Regions from separate parts of the Homo sapiens genome. Here region 1 is linked to region 2. The links are chromatin contacts, found by Hi-C or POLR2A ChIA-PET in ENCODE. All regions are on one chromosome and are shown on one strand. Each heading gives the region's core, a stretch centred on a gene start or an enhancer-like site at or near the end of the contact. The rest is flanking DNA. Distances are from core to core; before and after follow the strand shown. Region 1 overlaps ARID5B (AT-rich interaction domain 5B). Region 2 overlaps RTKN2 (rhotekin 2).

The links. A loop is a pair of places that touch in the nucleus more often than their neighbours do. ChIA-PET counts read pairs that join two places held with the same protein, here RNA polymerase II (POLR2A). Pooled maps may share reads with other maps.
Region 1: a loop to region 2 is called in a map with no recorded cell type, with 9 times the contacts of the local background. The contact joins two enhancer-like sites. A Hi-C loop is called at or near these places in 4 of 168 maps with a recorded cell type or tissue (A673, PC-9, endothelial cell of umbilical vein and 1 more), 17 of 37 single-sample maps with no recorded cell type and 20 of 50 pooled maps. POLR2A ChIA-PET finds 5 or more read pairs at or near these places in 12 of 52 experiments (HEK293T, MCF 10A, OCI-LY7 and 7 more).

What each region holds. Positions count from the first base shown.
Region 1 is chr10:61,986,523-61,990,735 of GRCh38, forward strand. The region is part of intron 3 of ARID5B (AT-rich interaction domain 5B); the gene reads left to right. Among named protein-coding and RNA genes, the nearest start is that of ARID5B, 87 kb to the left of the region's middle. RefSeq lists enhancers at 1-401, 401-540, 1,641-1,890. Within about 2 kb of position 1,594, at least 7 of the 41 ENCODE cell types and tissues checked have a DNase peak (open chromatin) inside an H3K27ac peak, as active enhancers do; they include OCI-LY7, where a contact is called at or near this core.
Region 2 is chr10:62,240,580-62,244,933 of GRCh38, forward strand. RTKN2 (rhotekin 2) reads right to left here. Exons shown (of 12, transcript NM_145307.4): 4 at 563-616. Among named protein-coding and RNA genes, the nearest start is that of LINC02621, 16 kb to the right of the region's middle. Within about 2 kb of position 2,877, at least 12 of the 41 ENCODE cell types and tissues checked have a DNase peak (open chromatin) inside an H3K27ac peak, as active enhancers do; they include OCI-LY7, where a contact is called at or near this core.

The DNA of each region.
Region 1 (4,213 bases), core at 344-2,843, 260 kb before region 2:
GAGCCATGAATGACAAAAAAGTGGGGGAGGGTGAGGAAGCGGATGGGAGAGGATTTCATGGTAAAATAAAGTCAGAAAAAGCAGCATCTTCCCCCCTGTGCATTAAAATGTCCATTAGCATGTTAAAGGCTCCAAGCTGTTTGTGTAACTTTTTGTTAAACTCAGTGTTTCCCGTGCTGTGGTGCCCCTTTTCCACATAACCCTTGGTAACATACTCCCTTCTTTCTCAAGGAACTAGTGTTCCTTGGCATACTTTGGAAAACAGCTTGCAAAGCAATAATCAGACAAGTACCTACGGGGCGTTCACTGTGTGCTACATTAGCCTGACTACTTTGCATCTTTTAACTACTGTTAAAGACCCCCCAGGAAGTCACTGTTCTTAAGTCCATTTTACAGTTTGGGAACCCAAGGCTTAACAAAAGGAACCAAAGGAAGACTATAGAGATGGGGTTAGGGTGAAAAGAACCATGAAGACATCTGGGCACTAGTAAGAAGCAAGAGGAAGACATAGTGCTACCTGGTGAAAGCTGCCGTCAGGGTGGAGCTGTGGCCTTGGCCAGAGCTGCCAGGCCAAAGCAGAGATGGGGCAGAGAAGAAATATGACAACTTCTCACTCTTTCCCACATGCGATCTGTTAGGTGTCTCCCATTGGCTGAACAAGCAGAAGCCAGCCAGCCCATGAGGGAGCCCAATGATACAACATTCAGGGGTCACAGAGCAAGGAAGAAAGAATGGGTAATAGATCCGGGAGTAGGATGAGAACAGAGGGACAGTGAATAACCAGAAAAAGAACCAACATTAATTAAAAATCTATCATGTGCTTCGCTTGTTTCCAGGGTGTTAGGAATTCAGACATGCTACAGACCTAGCTCCTGCCCTTCAAAGAACCCATATTCTGGAAAGGAGAGTCCAGCTTGAACAAGTAAATGCAGCCAAGTGTTACAGAGTAACTGTATCTTAGAAATTAAGCTGATATTCGTGATCCAAAATAGCAGATTTCTGGCAGCAAGACTATATTCTCTAGATCAAGGGTCAGCAGAGCCAGATAGTAAATATTTTAGATTTGTGCACCATAAGGTCTCTGAGGCAAATGCACCACTCTATAATCACACAACTGTGCCGTCGTAGTGTAAAAGCAGCCAAAGACAATATGTAAATGAATGTGCATGACTATGTTGTAATAAAACTTTATTTACAAAAACAGGTGTTGGGCTGAATTTGGCCCATAGTTTGCCAACCCTTTCAAACAGAAATAACCTTAAAGAAATATCTGAGAGATACCCAGAAACAGGGATCTGTAGCACTGGTAACTCATGGTATGAAACCACAGAACTATCACTGGAATTAATATAGTAGTCACGAGCAATTTGTTTATTGTCTTTTATGAGAAAAGAGAGGTAGGTTTGGATGTTAGAGATTGGGGAAAAGGGGATATTTGCTGTGGAAATGATTTTCAGCAGATGGTAGGTACTTTGGGAAAGGTGGCTAAACTAGAGCCATCCTCCTCCTGTCTTACATCAGCTTACTCAGTACTAACCCTGTACAAAAAGGAAGTAAAACAGAGCACATCTGTATCATCAGCTTTCAATGATGTTCTTCCATGGTGCACTGTGACAGCACATTAGAAGGTGCCGGAGTTTTTATATGACTGCTTTGCCGTGAGATTAAATAGTGGTTTCAGTTTCCAGTAGGTTTCATAAGTATCTCTTTCAGCTGTTAAATTACTTTTAGTAATGTGCACACTAGAAAAAGAAAGAAAGAAATATCCATTCTGAACAACTGGGTGTCATGACAGAAAACAGAGCAGATGGTTTTGTGGACATGGCACCAAGTGAACCTGTAGCTGGTTACAGCAGAAGGATATGTTTAACCCAGAGGAGAGGGCTCTCACCAGGTCTTAACAGTTGAAGCTTTTAAGAGATTATTATTTTACTTTGAATTGATTTTTGTTATTCACCAGAAACCAAAGGTGGCAAGCGAGAATCTCTACTAAAATAACTATACTTGCTAACTTTGGGTCTTTGTTGGGGCTTTGGGGTATCAGAACAATGAAATAACAGGCACTGTGAGGCTTTTCCTCCTGTTCTGTTCTCCTCTCCTAGCTATATTTCAGAACATCTTATCTCAAGATAGTTGGCCAAAAGGAACCTGTACACAGAACAACCTCATTTTTCCCAAGTGCCTCTTCGGACCCAGGACACAATGATTTTAAAATTTCTTTTCAGGCAGACGCTCTAAAGAGAGCTATGCTGTTCAATAAGGTAGCCACTAGCCACCTGTGACAACTAAGCCCTTGCAATGTGTCTTGTCCACTTCAAGAGATGCTATAAATGTAAAATACACACTATATTTTGAGAGCTTACTATGAAAAAATAATGTAAATATGTCACTAGTAATCTTTTTTTTTCTTTTACTTTTTTTTTTTTTTTTTGAGTCTTGCACTGTCGCCCAGGCTGGAGTGCAATGGTGCAATCTCGGCTCACCGCAACCTCTGCCTCCTGGGTTTAAGTGATTCTCCTGCCTCAGCCTCCCAAGTAGCTGGGACTACAGGCATGTGCCACCATGCCTGGCTAATTTTTTGTATTTTTAGTAGAGACGGGGTTTCGCTGTATTAGCCAGGATGGTCTCGATCTCCTGATCTCAAGATCCGCCCACCTCAGCCTCCCAAAGTGCTGGGATTACAGGCGTGAGCCACCGTGTGCGGCCAGTAATCACTTCTATTGATCACATGTTAAAATAATATTTTGGATATACTGGGTTAGATAAAATAGCTTACTAAAGTTAATTTCACCTGTTTTCTGTTTACATTTTCAATGTGTTAATTACAAGTTGGCTCACATTGTGTTTCTATTGAATAATGCTGCTCTAAAAGATTTTTGAAAAAAATAATCCATGTATTCCTTTGCCCAGTTTTAAGTGGACATCTACATTTTTAATCATGTTTTGAATAAATTTTGTGTTAATAAGTAAAAAATGTTAAACATGATAGGAAATGAAATAAGATGGTGATTAACTATAATTAGAAGACATATTACATATGATTTGATAAAAATCTGAAGTTTAAATCTGTGTTTAATAAAGCACAACAGTTCTAAAATAAATTATCTAAAATTTTTATGCATAGGTTTATGCAGTTTATGTCAAAAAATCTGGTAGCCTTGCCGTGCATTCCAGCTACACTTTAATGGATCAGCATCGTTAACCTTTATTAGTTTGGCTTTTCTGAATTTAGAGCATCATAACACAGGCCAAAGTACTCTATTTCTAATGCTAAGCTTCCTCTTGAACAGAACTATGTGCAAAAAGGGAAAGATCAAAAGGCTATGGCTTGAGGTTCCTTGATAGATCAATAAGGAAGCATCTCCAAAACCAATACTTTGATTTGACTCTTTAGTGCTCATAATAGGACTAGGGATGGAGGATGGGTGAAGAAGGAGATGGGCTGTTCTGATTGCTGGCTCATTCTTGGGCAGATGCATTAGGGAGTGGAGTAGTATCTAAGTTGAAGATCTGCCCCATCCCTATGTAGGTTCCCTTTAAAAAGTCTTCTCGTACCCTCAAAGGAGAGATTCACCATTTTGAAGACCACTGATTTAAGATGAGTCACTGACAGAGGCAAGAGGCCTTTTCCCTTCTTTCCTTGTTGAGCTGCCCCAGAAGCCCTGCGGTAAGGTGAAGGAAAACAATGCAACCTATAAAAGTGCTCTTGACACAGATGTTAGCTCCCAGAAGTCAGTGCAGTTGCAGAGGTGGCTCAGCACTTAGAGCATGGTGGACAAACTCCTCAAGTGGCGAGATTATTTTATTTTTTAAAGTCACTAAAATGAGATGACTGCCTAACCACATGACCCTTTGTCTAAAAAAGGCCTGCCAGGCAGTGGCTACAGTCATGTTGGGCAGATAACCTTCTCCAGATTCCTTCAGCCTTTTAGGAAGTGTCATTGGTTCAGAGCCTGTGGTGAACTAATGAAATGACTGCTCTTATCCTTTGGAAGAAGGCTCAGATGTTTACTGCAACACTGTCTGTAGGCAATTACATTTGTCAGCACTCTCAAAGGTCTAGGAGGGATACCAAAGAATTAGGACACCGATTCTGTGCCCTCCAGGATATATTCTAGTTGTGGATTGGAGAGACACCACTTTTCCTCCCCAGAGCAACCAAGCATGCATCTACACAGAAAATATAACCCTTCCCAGATGTTCCCCTCTTTGT
Region 2 (4,354 bases), core at 1,627-4,126:
ACAAGAAAGATAAAGTATTATCATATCTTTCCTGCTTTGCCTCTAATAGCTAGAAATCATTCGAGGTTAATTTCCATGACCTAAGCAATACACGGATTTGTAAAGACTGTATAAAACCATAAAATATTGAAGGAAAAAAAATCAGATCAAGCTAAAAATCTTTCCCTATTTCATCCTGTTAAATAACCTGAAGTAATGAAATAAGGCAGAAAAATCTTCCAGATTCTGGTCAAATACAAGAAATGTTGGCTTTACCTTTATTCGCTAAACATTTTCTTTTGTTCCATATTTCCCTTCCCCCGTTCCCACTCTGAACCCGGTACTTACTGTCCTAGCACTGGTTCCTATCAACAACTAAAAGTACACTACATATGCACTATATTAATTAGTATCAAGTGACTGCAACATATTTATATTAAAAATCAGAAAACAGTTCAAGATGCTGCTTATTCTTTCAAATGACATCAATTTATTTCAGCAAGGAAGCAGTCTTTTTTCTCAATAATCAGATACACTACATACTAAAGAAAACATTTCAATTACAAATTAAAATCATACATACGTTCTTTATTGCTGAAGTGATCAGAGTCTTTCCACATTAGTGGTATTCGAATATCTATAAAGAAGGGAAAAAGAAATGACAAGTAATAATTTTGGTAAGTTTTATTCTTTACAGTGACCTGAACCTCTGCATTCCATAATAATTCTGACTACTATAGCTAAAATAAAGTGTTATTATTTAACAGCACATTTTCTAGACATTGTTTATAGTTTGTACTTTTAAAAAGTTAATCTGTCAAATTTTTGTGAGGTAAAAATATATTCTTCTTATAAAAATAACTGTTCTAACTCCATATATATCTGTTTCTTCCTTACTGATTAATTATGACATCTTTATCATATATGCCATTCTGAGTAAATGTCTGTTCCTTGGCTATACTTTTATGAATTTGAATCATTTATTAATTACTGTCTAGCTAAATACCAACACCATACTATTTTTCTTTTTTTTGTTTTTTGACAGGGTCTTGCTCTGTTGCTCAGGCTGGAGTGCAGTGGTGCCATCATGGCTCACTGCAGCCTTGAACTCTAGGGCTCAAGCAAACCTCCCACCTAAGCCTCCCATGTAGCTGAGATTACAGGTGTGTGCCATCTGTTGCCCAGGCTGGAGTGCAGTGGCACAATCTCAGCTCACTGCAACCTCCGCCTCCTGGGTTTAAGTGATTCTCCAGCCTCAGCCTCCCGAGTAGCTGGGACTACAGGCATGTGCCACCACGCCTGGCTAATTTTTTTCTATTTTTAGGAGAGATGGGGTTTTACCGTGTTAGCCAGGATGGTCTTGATCTCCTGACCTCGTGATCCGCCTGCCTAGGCCTCCCAAAGTGCTGGGATTACAGGCGTGAGCCACTGTGCCTGGCTGCCTAATTATTATACTTTTTTTTTTTTTTTTGTAGAGACAGAGTTCACTATGTTTGCTAGGCTGTTCTTCAACTTCTGGGCTCAAGCAATCTGCCCTCCTTGGCCTCCCCAAGTGCTGGGATTACAGGCATGAGCCACCATGCCTGGCAACACTATACTACTGTTAACTATTGTACCTTTATAATATACTTACTAATTTGTTAGATATATTTCTTTTTTGAAAACACCTTACTCTTACTTGCTAATTTCTTTATATAAATTTTAGAACAAATTTTGTCAAAATTTCCCTTTCCCAAGTGTTTTATTAGTATTCCATTATCCAAATTAATTTGGGAACTGATAACTTTATAATATTCTATCTTTACACAGAATAGCATAATAATTTGTCTTTACATTTTTATTAAGGTTATTCTTGAATAATTAATATTTTTGTTTTTTGGAGGTTTTCTTGTAAAGGGTATCTTTTTGCTATTATATTTTCTAATTAGTTATTGTTGATTTTAAGATAAACTACCACTTTTTGTATATTTATCTTGAATCCAGCCACTTTTACTGAATTCTTTATTCATTCAAATAGTGTTGCAGTAAATTCTCTTAAGTTTTGTAAGTCTACAATCTATTACCTTTTTTTTTTTGAGACAGCGTCTTGCTCTACCACCCAGGCTGGAGTGCAATCGTGCGATCTCACTGCAACCTCCATCCTCCCCTACCACCCCTGCCCCCGGGGTTCAAGTGATTCTCCTGCCTCAGCCTCTGGAGTAGCTGGGTTTACGGGCATGCACCACCACACCCGGCTAATTTTTTGATTTTCAGTAGAGACAAGGGGTTCACCATGTAGGCCAGGTTGGTCTCGAACTCCTGACCTCAAGTGATCTGCCTGCTTTGGCCTCTCAGTGTGCTGGGATTACAGGCATGAGCCACTGTGCTGGGCCTACAATCTATTATCTTCAAACAGTATTCAATTTATCTATTTATTTACTTTTTAAATTTTATTATTATTATACTTTAAGTTTTAGGGTACATGTGCACGACGTGCAGGTTTGTTACATATGTATACATGTGCCATGCTGGTATGCTGCACCCATTAACTCATCATTTAGCATTAGATATATCTCCTAATGCTATCCCTCCCCCCTCCCCCCACCCCACAACAGTCCCCAGTGTGTGATGTTCCCCTTCCTGTGTCCATGTGTTCTCATTGCTCAATTCCCACCTATGAATTTATTTTCAATAGTTTCATCTTTTATTCTTATTATTTTAGCTAGAACTTCTAAAATTGTTAAATTATATTGGCATAACAGACATTGTAATTTTGTTTTTGATTTTTATGAGAATGCTTTATTGTTTTGTAATTATGACTTGGCTGATATCCTGCCAAAAAGTCCACTTCTTCTTGCTTGACCACAGCTGCTGACTCATTTCATTTCACAACTGTACTTATTCACAGCTGTTCTTGCTCTGTTAGGATTAACAGAGCATTAACTATTTACACTATCATGGGAGGGACATGGATCCTGACTTCCTTTGCTGTACACCCACAACCTGTGGGTCAGCCTTCTTCTATCCCATGCCGAAGAGAGGAGGGTAGATATCAGCTCCACAAGAGGAGAAGCTGGATACCGATTTTCCAGGTAGTCTTGTGCTCTTCAGATAGCAATGGATTTGTAACCCATCAACTCTATTTCTGAATTCAGCTTCCAATGATAGAACTTCCTTCCAGATTCTTGCAAATGGCTCAGTTTCAGTTTACAGTACTCTAACTTTTGTCTTGTTTTATGTCTTCATTGCCATTTTAATGGTAAACTGGGAGAGTCATAATAAGACAGCTGACTTGATGCTATCAAGTCCCAGAAGTCTGTCTATCATTTTCAAAAGTGAAAACTAAGGTACTTGGTGAACTGATTTGGTTTATTCATTAAATTAGTAGTCGGTGACTAAGCTAATTACCACAATATAATTACGGTAAATACTACATTTACATATGGTAAATATTTGATGTTCAGCAGAAATAATAAATTTGTGATTTAGTTTCATAAAGACCTGGCCAGGGAGTGATGTAGCTGGAAACAGAAAACCCAGGTATTTTCTGGCTATCAATGTAATCTCAAAACATTATGACACTTTGTTGCAAATATTCATCTTTACCAAAACAAAGGTCACATTTTCATCCCAATATCAAGAAAAAATGGATTTATAAAGGTGAATTCATTTTTTATTTTGTTTTTACAAACACATACAAGATATAATTAAGTCTAGGCAAAGATGAAAAGACATTACGTAAGTATCCGATTTTCTCAGAGTTTCCGTTCCTTAATTTAAAATTATCTTTTGGAAAGAAGAAACACATGCAGAAATAAGTTCAATTTTTACACTTGAGTAATTGTGGGCAGGAAATAGTTTTTTATTTTATTTTAAATACTTTTACTTGAGCCTCCTTCTAAATGTACAGTTATTTCTAATATTATGAATTGCTACAATCAATAAACTGTTATGAAATGACAATAGATGTTGACTATCATGGCATTTGAGTGTTTAACAGCAACTTAACATATGTCATTTATATACTGAGTGACACTATATTAGAAGCAAGAAATGAAGGATATGTTTAGTTTTTATAAAATCTCAAAGATCTATAGTAATTTATTCACAAAAAATTTATTGCACATAATGAACAATACCACATAAAAATACATGTTTGATAGCAAAAGAATACAAGGATAAAACATGTTTTGTTTTGTATTATAAAGATAAAAACAAATATAAATAACTATAAAACAAGCAACAAATTTTTACATATTCCAGTTATTTTCTGAAGAATATTTTGCTTAGCTGAATGCAATTCTTCAGATTTTGGCCATTTACGTACTTTGTAAAATGTAGGTCTACCGTCCTGTGTGATAATTTTGTTTATCCAGAAAAATATTACTAGAAACAG